Linked DNA regions of Homo sapiens: region 1 is linked to region 2. Evidence: chromatin contacts called from ENCODE Hi-C or POLR2A ChIA-PET data. All regions are on one chromosome and are shown on one strand. The core of a region is the stretch at or near the end of the contact, and the rest is flanking DNA. Distances in the headings are between cores, read along the strand shown.

Region 1 (7,448 bases), core at 3,867-6,366, 590 kb after region 2:
CCTCCAGGGCTGCAGCTCCGCCCAGTGGCTGAAGATAGCAAACGCCTTGCAGGGCGAAGGTTCCCAGGATGCAGTGAGTGGGGGTGGCCCCAGGATGCAGTGAGGGGGGGTGGCCCCAGGCTGGCGGGGAGGTGGAGTAAGGGGGCTCTTTCCGCGGAAGGGTGAGGGACTATGAGACGCTGGGGGGCAGGCGGGCAGCCGCGGTCTTCTCCACCACGAAGCCGTAGTTATACTGGGGGATGGGGAGAGAGAGAGTGAACAGGTGCCAGAGTAAAGAGAGGGCCAAAGGGGGAGTGACTGAGGAATGGCAGAGTGGGTACTTAGGGACTTGAGTGGTCTTCTGCCCTGGAGAGATGGTGTGTGTCTGGGGCAAAGCGGGGATGGGGAAAACTGGGACAGCCTGGGGCGGACGAGGGGCGGGTGCCGGCCCCTCAGGCACCTCCTCCCTAGCCCTGCACCCACCTCCTCCCTAGCCCTGCACCCACCTCCTCCTCAATGTCCGCCAGAGACTTGATGGTCAGGTCCCCAAAAGCAGAGAAGGCCTGGCGGGCAGAGGTGGGTCAGCCTTGGGCCCGATCTCAACCTGAAACCCCCTTTCCTTCGTCTTCAAGGGGTCCTGCCCTCCCCCCAACACTCCCCGAATATTCCCTCGGACATCCCTCCCCCTTATTTTTCTTGTTTGTTTTGTTTTGTTTTTAGAGACAAAGTCTCTAAAGCCGCGCCTGGCTAATTTTTGTATTTTCAATAGAGACGAGGTTTCACCATGTTGGCCAGGCTGGTCTCGATCTCCTGGCCTCAAGTGATCCACCTGCCTTGGTCTCCCAAAGTGCTGGGATCACAGTCGTGAGCCACCATGCCCAGCATCCCTCCCCCTTCTTGTCACAGCCTCTAGCTACTGGTGTCCAGCTGCTTTCTCTGGATGGATCCCTCCCCATTCTAAGACTGAAGACCTTCCAGCTGCCACCTGGAGGTGACACACTCCAGCCCCAACCCAGGATGTGGCCCTCTGTGCTGGGGCACTGGATACAGGGATGTCCTGGCACCCAGAATGGTGATGGCAGGCGCAGACCCAGGCTCCCTGAGACCCCGACTCACCAGGGGGCTGCAGCTCTTGCCCTCAAATCGTGGGTGGAGTGTGAAGGGAACCCCATCCATGGCTGAAAAACACGTGCGAGGGGAGGAGGTGAGGTGTAGGGAACTGCCCACCCCACCCACAGAGGCCCAACCCGCACAGCCTGGCTCCTTCAGTCTTTACAGAATCCAGAGTTGGGAGAGGGAAGTAGGAAGATCCTTCCTGGTTGTGTAATCTCAAGACAGTCACACCCTCCACTTCCACGCCTCAGTTTCCCCACTCTGTGCTCACCTGAGATGCCATAGAGGCTGGAGGCCTCGTAGATGGAGTCATTCCTCCGCAGAGTGGATGCCCGAGAGCCCAGCCTTGACGCTGTCCGCTCCAGGAGGCCGCCCTTACTGGAGGTGGGATGACTCAGGTTAAGCCTCATCCTCCCACAACGGCCACCCCCACTCCGGTGCCTGAGGACTCACCTTGGCTGGCTGGCTGCATCCAGAGAGAGGCCCTGCATGTCCCGGCTGAGACCTCGGGGCTTGGGCACTGGCCTCGGGGCCTTGGCCTTCTTGCACCAGATGGCAAAGCCGCCCATGTCCCTGGACCAGGAGGGAAGGTGGGAGGGATGCTGGCCCGGTGTGGGGCCAGGGTTGAGGATAGCCCCTGGAGAAGGCGGGGGACCCGGGCATGCAGGTGACCTCTGTCTTTTGGGGGAATTTTTTTTTTTTTTTTTTTTGGGGACGGAGTTTCGCTCATGTTGCCCAGGCTGGAGTGCAATGGCGCAATCTAGACTCACTGCAATCTCCACCTCCCAGGTTCAAACGATTCTCCTGCCTCAGCCTCTGGATTAGCTGGGATTACAGGCAACCATGCCCAGCTAATTTTTTTTTTTTTTTTTTTTTTTTAAGTAGAAACGGAGTTTCACCATGTTGGCCAGGCTGGTCTCGAACTCCTGACCTCAGGTGATCCGCCCGCCTTGGCCTTCCAAAGTGCTGGGACTACAGGCGTGAGCCACCGTGCCCAGTCTTTTGGGGGATTTTTGTTTCAGCATCTTGACCCACACCCGAAGCACCACACCAAACTAATACTGCTGGGTTCAAATCACCGTTCTGTCTACTTTATTTTTATTTATTTTATTTTATTTTTGAGACGGAGTCTCGCTCTGTCGCCCCAGACTGGAGTGCAGTGGCGCGATCTCAACTCACTGCAACCTCCGCCTTCCAGGTTCAAGTGATTTTCCTGCCTCAGCCTCCCAAGTAGCTGGGACTACAGGCGTGTGCCACCATACCCGGCTAATTTTTTGTATTTTCAGTAGAGATGGGGTTTCAACATGTTAGTCAGGATGGTCTCGATCTCCTGACCTTGTGATCGGCCCGCCTCAGCCTCCCAAAGTGCTGGGATTACAGGCGTGAGCCACCGCGCCCAGTCCTGTTATGTCTACTTTAGACACCAAGTCACTGACTCCTAATGACAGTCCTACAAGATGATATATATGTCCCGGTTTTAACATGCAGAATCTGAGGCTCAGAAGGTAGAAGAAGGAACAGGAGACCTCAGGGGTGTCCTTGAGGGTCAGATTGGTGAGATCATGAGTTGGGAGGGCAGGGAAGGTGGCTAGACACTGGGGGGTGGCCCTACCCTATTCGAAGGTATCCAGGCACTGTCTTGGTCTTCCCACTCAGCCGGACATCAAACACAGCCGTGTCCGTGGCTCCCAGGGGCAACAGCTTCACACACATGCGTTTCTTCTTGGACACAGAGGCCTCTGGGAGTGGGGGGTAGGGGAGTGAGAGAGGGAAGCCAGGCAGGGGTGGGAAGGCCCAAAGATGACTCTAGGATGAGGCTCGCCAGGGTGCTGTTTAAGGCAGCCACATGGACAACATTGGGGATGGGGGTGGGAGGAGTGGTTAAATCATGAATGGTATAGATGAAGGAGGGGATTCCATGCAGCCTTTAGGAACCGCTGGAGTAGGCTGATCTTTGGTGATATGAAGCTGCATTCATGGGGTGGCTAGCTGTGGAATCGGACAGAGCTGGGTGCCCATCGTGGCCCTCAAAACTTACTTTCCATGAGCCCTCTAATCCTATAGAGGTTGGACAACTAGCACCCATGAGCCAAATCTGGCTCAAGGTCTGTTTTCTTTTCTTTTCTTTTTGAGACAGAGTCTCACTCTGTCGCCCAGGCTGGAGTGCAATGGCGCAATCTCAGCTCACTCCAACCTCCGCCTCCCAGGTTCAAACAATTCTCTTGCCTCAGCCTCCCAAGTAGCTGGGACTACAGGCGCCCACCACCATGCCCAGCTAATTTTGTATTTTTAGTAGAGACAGGGTTTCACCATGTTGGCCAGGCTGGTCTGGAACTCCTGACCTCAGGTGATCTGCCCGCCTCAGGCTCCCAAAGTGCTGGGATTACAGGTGTGAACCACCACACCAAGCCTAAGGCCTGGTTTCATACAGCTGATGTGTTAAGAGTGATTTTTACATTTTTAAGGAATTGTAAAAAAATTGAATATGCAAAACACATCATCTGCCCTGTAAAGCCTAAAATATTTACTATAAGGCCCTTTACATAAAAGTTTGCCAACTCTAAGAAAAAATAAAGAAAAAAAGTTTGGCCGGGTGCGGTGGCTCACGCCTGTAATCCCAGCACTTTGGGAGGCCCAGGCAGGTGGATCACCTGAGGTCACGAGTTCGAAACCAGCCTGACCAACATGGAGAAACCCCGTCTCTACTAAAAATACAAAATTAGCCAGGCGTGGTGGCGCATGCCTGTAATCCCAGCTACTCTGGAGGATGAGGCAGGAGAATCGCTTGAACCCGGGAGTCGGAGGTTGTGGTGAGCTGAGATCGCGCCATTGCACTCCAGCCTGGGCAACAAGAGCGAAACTCCGTCTGAAGAAAAAAAAAAAAAAAAAGGTTTGCCAACTCTAGTATGAATGAATATAGCCTGAGTCAAATAAAAATGACAAGAAAGGGTGGGAAAGTTCAGGTGGGGCTGGGAGGGCTGCACTAGGGTTGTGGGCCCAGAAGAGGAGGGGTAGGGAAGGGTGAAGGTGACATCTGACGGAGGACGGAGAATGAGCTACAAAAAGGAGAGAAAAAGTGCCCCAGGCAGAGGAAGCGGCGTGTGCAAAGCCTGGAAATGAAAAAGAAAACTGCGCAGTGGTTTTGCTTGGCTATGGTGTAAAAAGACACAAGTAGCACAACAGTAGTGAAACAGGTGGCGTGGACTGAACACTTAACTCGAGGATGCAGGCTGTGCCAATCATATCACACATTTTGAATCAGGACAGGGGATGTCGGTCCACCCTAGGGCAGGGCTCTGAGTCCTCAGCCAACCCTGTCATCACCCCGTGTGCCAGGGGGCAGCCGAGGCTCAGATACCGCGCGCCCGTCGTCCCTCCTCCCCCGCTCCTCCCTGCAAGGGACCCGGACAACTCTCGCCTCCGAAGCAGCCCTTACTGGAATCCATGGGGTCGCAGACGGGGGAGAAGCCCAGCGGCAGGGGGCTCTTGTCCACCACGATCTGGATATCGGCCACCACGTTCTCCTGCGGGTTCTGGGGGTGGAAGGGGGACACGGCGAGGGTGGCTAGCAGCGGGGACAGCGCACCTGGCATAGGGCACCGTGAATGGGCAGGGGAGGTGGGCAGACCCTGGTGGTTCCGAAGGTGGGCACCTCTTACCTCTAGGCTGCCCAGAGAACTAAGGCACAGGAAGTAGCCAGATTTCTGCGCGAAGCTCTTGCCAAAGCTGGCGGGTGCCCCCTCGACGGTGCAGGAGATCTACCGGGAGGACGCGGGTCAGCGCCGGACTCCCACCCCACAGCGACTGCCTCCCCCATTCGACCCCCGCCCCTCGACGCCGCTCACCGCGCTGAACCCCCGCGGCGGGGGTGCAGAGGCCGACGACCAGGCCAGGCCAGCCAGCGGCGCCGAGTCTGTCCCGGGTACGGGATCCATCCTGCGAGCCGAGCGCCGAAGGCGGGGTCGCGGGGCACAGCCTCGAACCTCGGAGCGCCTCCCGACGGCAGCGCTCGCGACCGAACTACAACTCCCAGAAGGCCATGCGGGGGGGGGGGGCGGAGATTGCCCGGAAGCGCAGTATACGCGTGCCCGAGGAGCTGCTGGCCAATGGCGTGGGGAGGCGGAGCCTCGCCACCACGCGTCGCCAGGGTTGCGCGCGTGAGCGATGATGGCGGAAAAAAAGGTCTTGCCGGCTTTCCGCGCCCAGCAACTTCCGCCGGAAATGCTACGGCACAGGACCAAGAGACTCGTTCTCTGCAAGTCTGCACTACGTTCCCCAGAATTCCTTCCGGCCTCAGCTGCTAGTCTAGAAAAAAGCTCGGTGCTTAACGGAAAAGTTGGGAGCTTTGTGGCCGCGCGCAGTGGCTGACGCCTGTAATCCCGGCACTTTGGGAGGCGGAGGCGGGCGGATCATGAGGTCAAGAGATCGAGACCCTCCTGGCCAACGTGGTGAAACCCCTTCTCTACTAAAAATGCATTGTGAAGAATCTGCAATTCCAGTTCTGGGAAATCATCCCAAAGGAAATCATCTGTGGGATACGCAGCTATTGATTTAAAGAGCGAGTACTATGGACCATCATGAGCTTTGAAATCTTGGGTATAACTTGAAGATTTGTTCACAGGCACAATACGTTTAAAAAGCGACGTATAAAAGAATTTATTGCCTGTAGTCCCAGCTACTGAGGATGCCACCAGCAAACCGAGTTACCTCCCCACTTTGTGTAGGTGGCAAAGAAGGAACATCCAATCGGAAAAGGCAATCAGGTTTTATTCACTGGCCAGGAATGGAGAAGGAGAGGCTCTCACTCTAACTGCCCCTTCTCCCTCAACAGTAAAAAGCATAACGTTTTATTGTTTCTTCCCCTGGGTACAGGAAGGGAGAGGAATGCTAGCATGTGCAGGGTGGGACTCCAGACACGCAGGCTCAATTCATGAGCCTCAATTCCTGGGTTGTCTTCATACAACCCATCTACACAAAATGGAGATTTTCTTTTAAGAGAAGGAATTTTAGCATTATAATTATATATTGATGATCTAAAGTCGACTAGAGGTCGTCTGTTCCAGTTTGTGGTGATTTAGGGATCTTATCTTCCTCTGGTATCTGGTCAGGGGTCAAGAAGGTCTGGGGACATCCCTGGCTGTCTGCAATCTTTAAGCAGCTGTGCCTTTTTTTTTTTTTTTTTTGGACTTACAATAAGAAAGAGAACTTTCCCAGTTATTTTATCAGGGCTGTCATGGCAACAGGGTAACAGGGAGGCTGAGGTGGGAGGATCGCTTGAGTCCAGGAGTTTGAATCTAGCCTGGACAACATAAGGAGACCCCAGTGTTTAAAATGAAAGAAAGAAAGGGAAAAAAAGTATTTACTATAATAATATGCTTTTAAGCCGGGCACAGTGGTTCACACCTGTAATCCCAGCACTTTGGGAGGCCGAGGCGGGCGGATCATCTGAGGTCAGGAGTTTGAGACCAGCCTAACATGGTGAAACCCCGTTTCTACTAAAAGTACAAAAAACTATCCAGGCGTGGTGGTGCGCGTCTGGAATCCCAGCTACTAAGGGGGCTGAGGCAGGAGAATCACTGGAACCCGGGAGGTGGAGGTTGCAATGAGCTGAGATCGCGCCATTGCACTCCAGCTTAGGCAACAAGAGCGAAACTCGTCTCAATAATAATAATAATAATAATAATAATAATAATATGCTTTTTTACACCCATTGGGGGAAAAGTTTAGAAAAATAGCGAACAAGTGTCCTGCGCTGCCCAGACTAGCAAACAATACAGTCAGGATGGCTAATGGTGACCCCAAGAAACCAAAGGGCAAAATGTCTGCTTATAGTTTTTTTGTGCAGATGTACAGAGAAGAACATAAGAAGAAAAACCGGCCTGGCACAGTGACTCACGCCTGTAATCCCAGCACTTTGGGAGGCCAAGGCAGGCGGATCATGAGGTCAATAAATTGAGACCATCCTGGCCAACATGGTGAAACCCCGTCTCTACTAAAAATACAAAAATTATCTGGGCATGGTGGCAGGCGCCTATAGTCCCAGCTACTCGGGAGCCTGAGGCAGGAGAATCGCTTGAACCTGGGAGGAGAAAGTTGCAGTGAGCGGAGATCGTGCCACTGCACTCCAGCCTGGGCGACAGAGTGAAACTCCATCTCAAAAAAAAAAAAAGGAAGAAGAAGAAGAAAAACCCAGAGGTCCCTGTCAATTTTGCAGAATTTTCCAAGAAATATTCTGAGAGTTGGAAGACAGTGTCAGTGAAAGAGAAGTCCAAATTTGATGAAATGGCAAAGGCGGATAAAGTACACTAGGATCGGGAAATGAAGGATTATAGAGCAGCTAAAGGGGAAGCAAGAAG
Region 2 (7,481 bases), core at 2,215-4,714:
TTGGCCTCTCAAAGTGCTGGGATTACAGGCATGAGCCACCGCACCCAGCCTATCATATTTTTAATCTGTATTATCCATGTATGTATTTATTTTTCAAATGTCTCTGACCCATGTTTGGTTGAATCTGCAGATTCCAAACCAGCTAACGCAGAGGGCCGACTGTATGTAGCGAAATTCTGTCAACAATTAAAATCCTCTGCCAGCCGGGCACAGTGGCTGACGCCTGTAATCCCAGCACTTTGGGGAGGCCAAGATGGGAGGATCATTTGAGCCCAGGAGTTCAAGACCAGCCTGGGCAACACAGTGAGACCACATTTCTACAAAAAATACAAAAATTGGCCGGGCGTGGTAGCTCACGCATATAATCCCAGCACTTTGGGATGCCGAGGCAGGCCATCACCTGAGGTCAGGAGTTCAAGACCAGCCTGACCAACATGGTGAAACCCCGTCTCTACTAAAAATACAAAAATTAGCCACGTGTGGTGGCTAACACCTGTAATCCCAGCTACTCGGAAGGCTGAGGCAGGAGAATCGCTCTACCAGGGATGCGGAAGTTGAAGTGAGCTGAGATCGCACCATTGCACTCCAGCCTGGGTGACAAGACTGAAACTCCATCTCAAAAAGCAAAGCAAAACAAAACAAAACACAAAAATTAGCAGGATGTGGTGGCGTGTGCCTGTAGTCCCAGCTACTCAAGAGGCTGAGGCGAAAGGATTGCTTGAGCCCGGGAGGTCGAGGCTGCAGTGAGCTATGATTATGCCACTGCACTCCAGCCTGGGTGACAGAGCAAGACCCTGTCTAAAAAAACAAAAAAACAAAAAAAACCCATCTACTATGTCTGCCACCCCATCAAGGCTCCCAGGGCCCAGAGAGGCATGGGTGGTTCTCAGACCCCTGAGCTCACCTCAGAGTACAGGGGTGGCGGGCGGTAGCGGAACTCTTGGATGTAGGCGAAGAACGGGCCTTCAAGGCTCATGTCGGGGTCCTGCGGAAGCGGGAAGGGGCTCTGCCCCAAGGCTGCCTCCTCAGTGTCGGCTACCACCTCCGAGTACTCAGGAGGAGCTGGAAGCGAGAGACAGGGTGGGTGAGGTTGGCAGGAGAGAGCCCTGCTCCAAGGGACCAGGGGCCAGGAGCTGGCTTGTGCCAGCTCTGGGGCTGCCAGGCTGTATGTCCTTTGGTTGGGATTCCGGGGGACTCGTGGTGAGAGAGTTGACCCGGCATCCACCTCTCCGTGTATCCACCCACCCTCTGCATGCAAGCAGGGTGGGAGCTTACCCTCAGGCCGCTCCGGCAAGGCCCCCAGCCTCCAGTCCAGCAGGAAGCTGGCGTGGCTGCCCACGCTGGAGGAACGGCTGCCAAAAGGGTGCAAGGGAATGGTGCCGATCACCAGTGGCAGCTCCAGCAGCAGCTTGGACGTTCCTGGGATATCCACACAGACCTGGAGGAAGGAACCATAAGGGAGGGTGCCCAGGCAGCCTCCCCAACCCCCACCTCCCTCCTATGCCTGGGGAGACTGAGGCCTCAGCTTCCCCCAGTCTGAGGGAATACAGGGTGAATGTAGGCACTGTCCCCCAGGGCCAGCAGGATGCCCTACCTTGAGTGCGTAGTCCACGTGTAGAACGCGGCAGTGCAGGATGGAAGGACCCACTGGGGGGATCCGCAGTGCCCGGCCCTGCCACAGCGCCCGCTGCCCGGGGCCCACCGGCTCGCCCGCGAGGCTGGCCACCACTGCCCGTTTCTGCTTTCGGGCGCCTCGGGCCATGAACGTCTGTGTCTGCACCACGGCTGCCCGAGGCAGCACAGGACGTGTGGAGCCGTTGTCGATCTCGGCAAAGACAGGGATGACCTCTCCTGCAGCAAGGAGCAGTGGGGCCTCAGTTTCCCCTCCTGCAACCCCAACACCAGCCCCCGTCCCAACCCAGTCCGGTCCGCCTGCTACCTGGGGTGTAGCCCTTGCGGTCGATCTTGGCCGAAAGGGAGACTAGGCCACGGTTACAGTACCAGGATCGGGCAACCTTTTCCCGAGCCCCCGCTTGAGGTGCCTGTCGGTGTAGAGGAAAGTGACATGGATGAGTCACTTTGTGCAAACCACAGTCGCTGTGGAGCTTCCAAACCACCCCCAGCTGAGGGAGGACTTTGGGCAGGGCTTGGTTTCTTTTTAACAATCCAGGAACTATCCGTTAAATAGAGCCAGGAACACAACCCATCTTATAAAGCCAGAAATGAAATGTATAAGCCAAGTGTTTGGTGTGTAATTCACACTTGGTAAGCCCTAGCTCTGGTCTATTTCACAGAAGAGGCATCTGAGGCTCAGAGAGGGCTTCAAGACACTTGCCCAGAGTCACACGGCAAATGGGTGCAGATCCCAGTGGATTCCACACGCATTCCCACACCTGCCTCCCTCCCTGCCAGGGCCCACCTATGACCTCCATCTTATTGGTTGGTGTCGCCCAGCAGCCAGGCAGGCCCCTTCCTACAATACTCCCAACCTACCTCCCCAAGGGTGGCCACTCACCAGCAGGGCTGGCGTGTTGATGTCCACAGGCTCGATGACAGTGAACACCTTCCTTGCCCGGCGTGCTGGGACCCAGGGCCGGTGCAGGGTGGCCTTGATACAGTAGCGGACACTACCGTGTTTGCCCTCGAAGGATGTCACCAGGGTCCTAGGGTGGAGGGACGGGACTTCAGGGGACAAGATACAGAGACAAGCAGGCAGGGAGAAGGAGACACAGACACTCCGGGGGCCTCCCAGGGGGAGAGTCTTGGGGCTCAGAGGTGCCCAGATATCCAGTATTGGAGGTACCAATCTGGAAGGGGCTGCAGGCTTAGGGCAACCCTGCACCCCAGAGGACTTACGGGGGCAGCTGGAAGCTGAACAGGAACTCATGGCGCCCAGGAGGCAGCGTCGTGGTCTCCCCGGTATCTGCAGGTAGGAGAAAAAGGAGGCGACTGAGCGGTTGCGCTGGGGTCCCAGGGCTGACGGAGGTACCGCCGTCCAGGTGGTGGGAGGCACACAACTGGTGTTGGAGCAGGGGTCCTCCATCCGTACCTGGCGCCAGGAGCGTGGCGCGGTGGCTCACGACCTCCACGCGTTCACTGTAGCTCTGCGTGTAAGCCGTGCTCGAGCCCGCGCTGCGCGACTCGGTCCAGTGCACGTGGGCGCGGCCCCGCGCGCGCAGCCTCAGGGCACCCACACGCGCGGCGCTTGACAGCTCCAGCAGCACCCGGCCCGCCACGGCCTGGCCGCCGCTAAACACGGGCTCGACGCCCGCGGTCGCGCCGTCCAACTGCACCGAGAACGCTTTCACCTTGTCGAATAGCATCGCGTCCGGGGTGCGAACCCACGACAGGCGGAACCTGGCCTCGAACTCGCGAACCGGCAGCTCAAGATGCCGACGCTGCAGCCTCAGAACGCAAAATCGCCGTCAACGCGCAGGCGCGCTCACCAACCGGAGCAGAAAATCCCCGCGCCGTGCGTCGGCGCCGCTTTTATACGGCAGGGCGGGGGGGGGTGGGGTCACCGTCTCTTCCCCGCCCCGGGAAGGGACTCCACCAATAGCGCGACAAGGGGCGTGGCTCTGCCCAGGCGTGGAGCAAAATAACAAACGCCCCTGCTCACCGCCGGCTGCCCCCTTCCCTCGCGGACCCCGGGGAGAAACTGAAGCCCTTAGGCTGCCAGAGCTGGTCTCTCGCGGACCCCGGGGGTAAAGAGGAAAAAAAGAGGTGCAGAGGCAGGGCCCAGGCCTGAGGTCACCTAGCAGAGCCTTCAGCCTCTCGGCTTAATCACTCACCAGCCGCCCCTCGTTGACGTGACTCGAGGCATGTCCAGCCCGATTTGGGGCGGGGGACTCTCGCCCCAGTTGAGGGCCAGAGAGCCTATGACTGTTCCAGGCCTGTTTCCCCCGCTATGCAAAGGGAGAAGTGGAGGAGGTGGGTGGGACCGCCCTCCACACTGGTGCCTGCTGCACCCCTTTCCTGATTCAAGTCCCGCTTAGCTGGTGGCTCTGGGCAAATGACAACCTCTTGGAGCCTCAGTTTCCACCTCTGTAGAGCCGGGAGAAAGTAAAAATCAGTCCTGACCTCAGAAGGTTGTGCATGGATCATCGTGCAGCCCCAGCTGGACTCCTCCAAGAGCCTCGCTCCCGGGTCATCAACCTGCTCTTGACATACCGTCACTCGGTCGCGCCTCGGCGCATTCGCCCAGGAGCGGTACCTACGAAATGATGTTCCCTTCCCAATTTTCAGCCTCTGGCAAACCCTACCTTCCCCGCAGCCCTTGTGCCTGCTCCAGTCATCCTCAGCCCCCGTCCCGCCACAGAGCTGAATGCAGGGGACGCTCGGGCACCCCCAGGTCCACAGCTGCGGTGTGGCCACGGGACGGCGTGACCTCTCTCTGGGCTTCAGTTTCCCCAAAGAAAAGTCGCATGGAGTTTCTCCAGCGGGAGTTGCCTCTGCGTCGTCTGCGGGACGCTGGCGCCCTCTCGTGGCAGCGTAATGCGCTGCCGCTGAACCCATCCCCTGCCGTGACTGTCCGCCTCTGAGCCTGGCTCAGGAGACTTCCACCACCTCAGTGAGGTGTGTGGGTGGAGGGGGCGGTCATAAACAAACACGGTCACCCTCAGCCCGTGATGGGGATCGGAACAGGAACGACGGAGTTGGAGGCACAGTGATCAGCCTGGAAGGCTGCCTGGGAGGATGGGTCTTTGGAGTTGAAAGGAAGGTCTGGGACCTTAGGCCAGGTTTCAATGGATACTAGAGGGGAGACAGTAGGCCGTTAAGTCCGGGAGGAGAAGCGGGATTAGGTAACCCTGAAGGGACTACTGAGCCAGCGCCTCCCTCAATTCATTTCGCAGACGGACCCCAAAGGCCCAGAGATGGGTGGGGCTCTGCCCGAGGTCACACAGCACCTCCACTGGCCTCGCCCCTCCAGTGTCACTGTTTTTTCCTTAAATGTATAACAATTTAACAATTTTTAAGCTCCCTCTCCCTCTCCCTCTCCCCTTGGTCTCCCTCTCCCTCTCTTTCCACGGTCTCCCTCTCATGCCGAGCAGAAGCTGGACTGTGCTGCTGCCATCTCGGCTCACTGCAACCTCCCTGCCTGATTCTCCTGTCTCAGCCTGCCGAGTGCCTGCGATTGCAGGCGCGCGCCGCCACGCCTGACTGGTTTTTTTGGTGGAGAAGGGGTTTCGCTGTGTTGGCCCGGCTGGTCTCCAGCTCCTAACCTCGAGTGATCCACCAGCCTCAGCCTCCCGAGGTGCCGGGATTGCAGACAGAGTCTCGTTAACTCAGTGCTCAATGGTGCCCAGGCTGGAGTGCAGTGGCGTGATCTCGGCTCGCTACAACCTCCACCTCCCAGCCGCCTGCCTTGGCCTCCCAAAGTGCCGAGATTGCAGCCTCTGCCCGGCCGCCACCCCGTCTGGGAAGTGAGGAGCGTCTCTGCCTGACCGCCCATCGTCTGGGATGTGAGGAGCCCCTCTGCCTGGCTGCCCAGTCTGGAAAGTGAGGAGCGTCTCTGCCCGGCCGCCATCCCACCTAGGAAGTGAGGAGCGCCTCTTCCCGGCCGCCATCCCATCTACGAAGTGAGGAGCGTCTCTGCCCGGCCGCCCATCGTCTGAGATGTGGGGAGCGCCTCTGCCCCGCCGCCCCGTCTGGGATGTGAGGAGAGCCTCGGCCCGGCCGCGACCCCGTCTGGGAGGTGAGGAGCGTCTCTGCCCGGCCGCCCCGTCTGAGAAGTGAGGAGCCCCTCCGCCCGGCAGCCGCCCCGTCTGAGAAGTGAGGAGCCCCTCCGCCCGGCTGCCACCCCGTCTGGGAAGTGAGGAGCTTCTCCGCCCGGCAGCCACCCCGTCCAGGAGGGAGGTGGGGGGTCAGCCCCCGCCAAGCCAGTCGCCCCGTCTGGGAGGGAGGCGGGGGGTCAGCCCCCCACCCAGCCAGCCGCCCCATCCGGGAGGGAGGTGGGGGGGTCAGCCCCCTGCCCGGCCAGCCGCCCCGTCCGGGAGGGAGGTCGGGGGGTCAGCCCCCCACCCGGCCAGCCGCCCCGTCCGGGAGGTGAGGGGGCACCTCTGCCCGGCCGCCCCTACTGGGAAGTGAGGAGCCCCTCTGCCCGGCCACCACCCCGTCTGGGAGGTGTACCCAACAGCTCATTGAGAACGGGCCATGATGACAATGGCGGTTTTGTGGAATAGAAAGGGGGGAAAGGTGGGGAAAAGATTGAGAAATCGGATGGTTGCCGTGTCTGTGTAGAAAGAGGTAGACATGGGAGACTTTTCATTTTGTTCTGTACTAAGAAAAATTCTTCTGCTTTGTGATCCTGTTGATCGGTGACCCTACCCCCAACCCTGTGCTCTCTGAAACATGTGCTGTGTCCACTCAGGGTTAAATGGATTAAGGGTGGTGCAAGATGTGCTTTGTTAAACAGATGCTTGAAGGCAGCATGCTCGTTAAGAGTCATCACCACTCCCTAATCTCAAGTACCCAGGGACACAAACACTCTGCCTAGGAAAACCAGAGACCTTTGTTCACCTGTTTATCTGCTGACCTTCCCTCCACTATTGTCCTATGACCCTGCCAAATCCCCCTCTGCAAGAAACACCCAAGAATGATCAATTAAAAAAAAAAAATTTTTTTTAAATTTGCTTTTCTTTTTTTTTTTGAGACAGGATCTCACTCTGTTGCCCAGGCTGGAGTGCAGTGGCGCGATCTAGGTTCACTGCAACCTCTGCCTCCCTTCCACCTCAGCCTCCCGAGTAGCCGGGATTACAGGTGTGTACCACCATGCCCCGCTAATTTTTGTATTTTTTGTAAAGATGGGGTTTCACCATGTTGCCCAGGCTGGTCTTGAACTCTTGAGCTCAAGCGATCTGCCCGCCTCAGCCTCCCAAAGTGCTGGGATTACAGGTGTGAGCCACTGCACCCAGCCAAAATTTTAATTTTTTTTTTTTTTGAGACAGGGTCTCACTCTGCTCTGACACCCAGGCTGTAGTGCAGTGGCACCATCTTGGCTCACTGCAACCTCCACCTTCCGGGTTCCAGCGATTCTCCTGCCTTAGCCCCCTGAGTAGCTGGGAGAATTTAAAAATTAGCCCACCTTGGCCGGGCGCGGTGGCTCACGCCTGTAATCCCAGCACTTTGGGAGGCCGAGGCAGGCGGATCACCTGAGGTCAGGAGTTCGAGACCAGCCTGACCAACATGGAGACACCCCGTCTCTACTAAAGATACAAAATTTACCGGGTGTGGTGGCGCATGCCTGTAATCCCAGCTACTTGGGAGGCTGAGGCAGGAGAAACACTTGAACCTGGGAGGTGGAGGTTGCAGTGAGGCGAGATCATGCCATTGCACTCCAGCCTGGGCAACAAGAGTGAAATTCCGCCTAAAAAAAAAAAAAAAAAAAAGTTAGCCCGGCTAATTTTTGTATTTTTAGTAGAGACAGGGCTTCACCATGTTGGCCAGGCTGGTCTTGAACTCCTGACCTCAAGTGATCCTCC

What was found. Hi-C counts contacts between places; a loop is a spot of excess contacts on that map. ChIA-PET counts read pairs that join two places held with the same protein, here RNA polymerase II (POLR2A). Pooled maps may share reads with other maps.
Region 1: a loop to region 2 is called in a map of naive thymus-derived CD4-positive, alpha-beta T cell, with 18 times the contacts of the local background. The contact joins the promoter of MVB12A here to the promoter of ARRDC2 in region 2. A Hi-C loop is called at or near these places in 1 of 168 maps with a recorded cell type or tissue (naive thymus-derived CD4-positive, alpha-beta T cell) and 2 of 50 pooled maps. POLR2A ChIA-PET finds 5 or more read pairs at or near these places in 3 of 52 experiments (GM10248, PC-3 and activated B cell).

Annotation. Positions count from the first base shown.
Region 1 is chr19:17,417,715-17,425,162 of GRCh38, reverse strand. It overlaps MVB12A (multivesicular body subunit 12A), which reads right to left and starts at 5,116. Exons shown (of 9, transcript NM_138401.4): 1 at 4,938-5,116; 2 at 4,752-4,850; 3 at 4,529-4,625; 4 at 2,705-2,831; 5 at 1,546-1,665; 6 at 1,364-1,470; 7 at 1,096-1,157; 8 at 486-542; 9 at 1-232. The coding sequence starts at 5,027. The coding sequence ends at 170. It also overlaps the pseudogene HMGB3P29. RefSeq lists enhancers at 785-1,310, 5,530-5,579 and silencers at 4,790-5,019, 5,160-5,369.
Region 2 is chr19:18,004,153-18,011,633 of GRCh38, reverse strand. It overlaps ARRDC2 (arrestin domain containing 2), which reads right to left and starts at 3,464. Exons shown (of 8, transcript NM_015683.2): 1 at 3,050-3,464; 2 at 2,857-2,923; 3 at 2,516-2,663; 4 at 1,940-2,042; 5 at 1,595-1,851; 6 at 1,276-1,438; 7 at 905-1,062. The coding sequence starts at 3,323. RefSeq lists an enhancer at 3,191-3,410.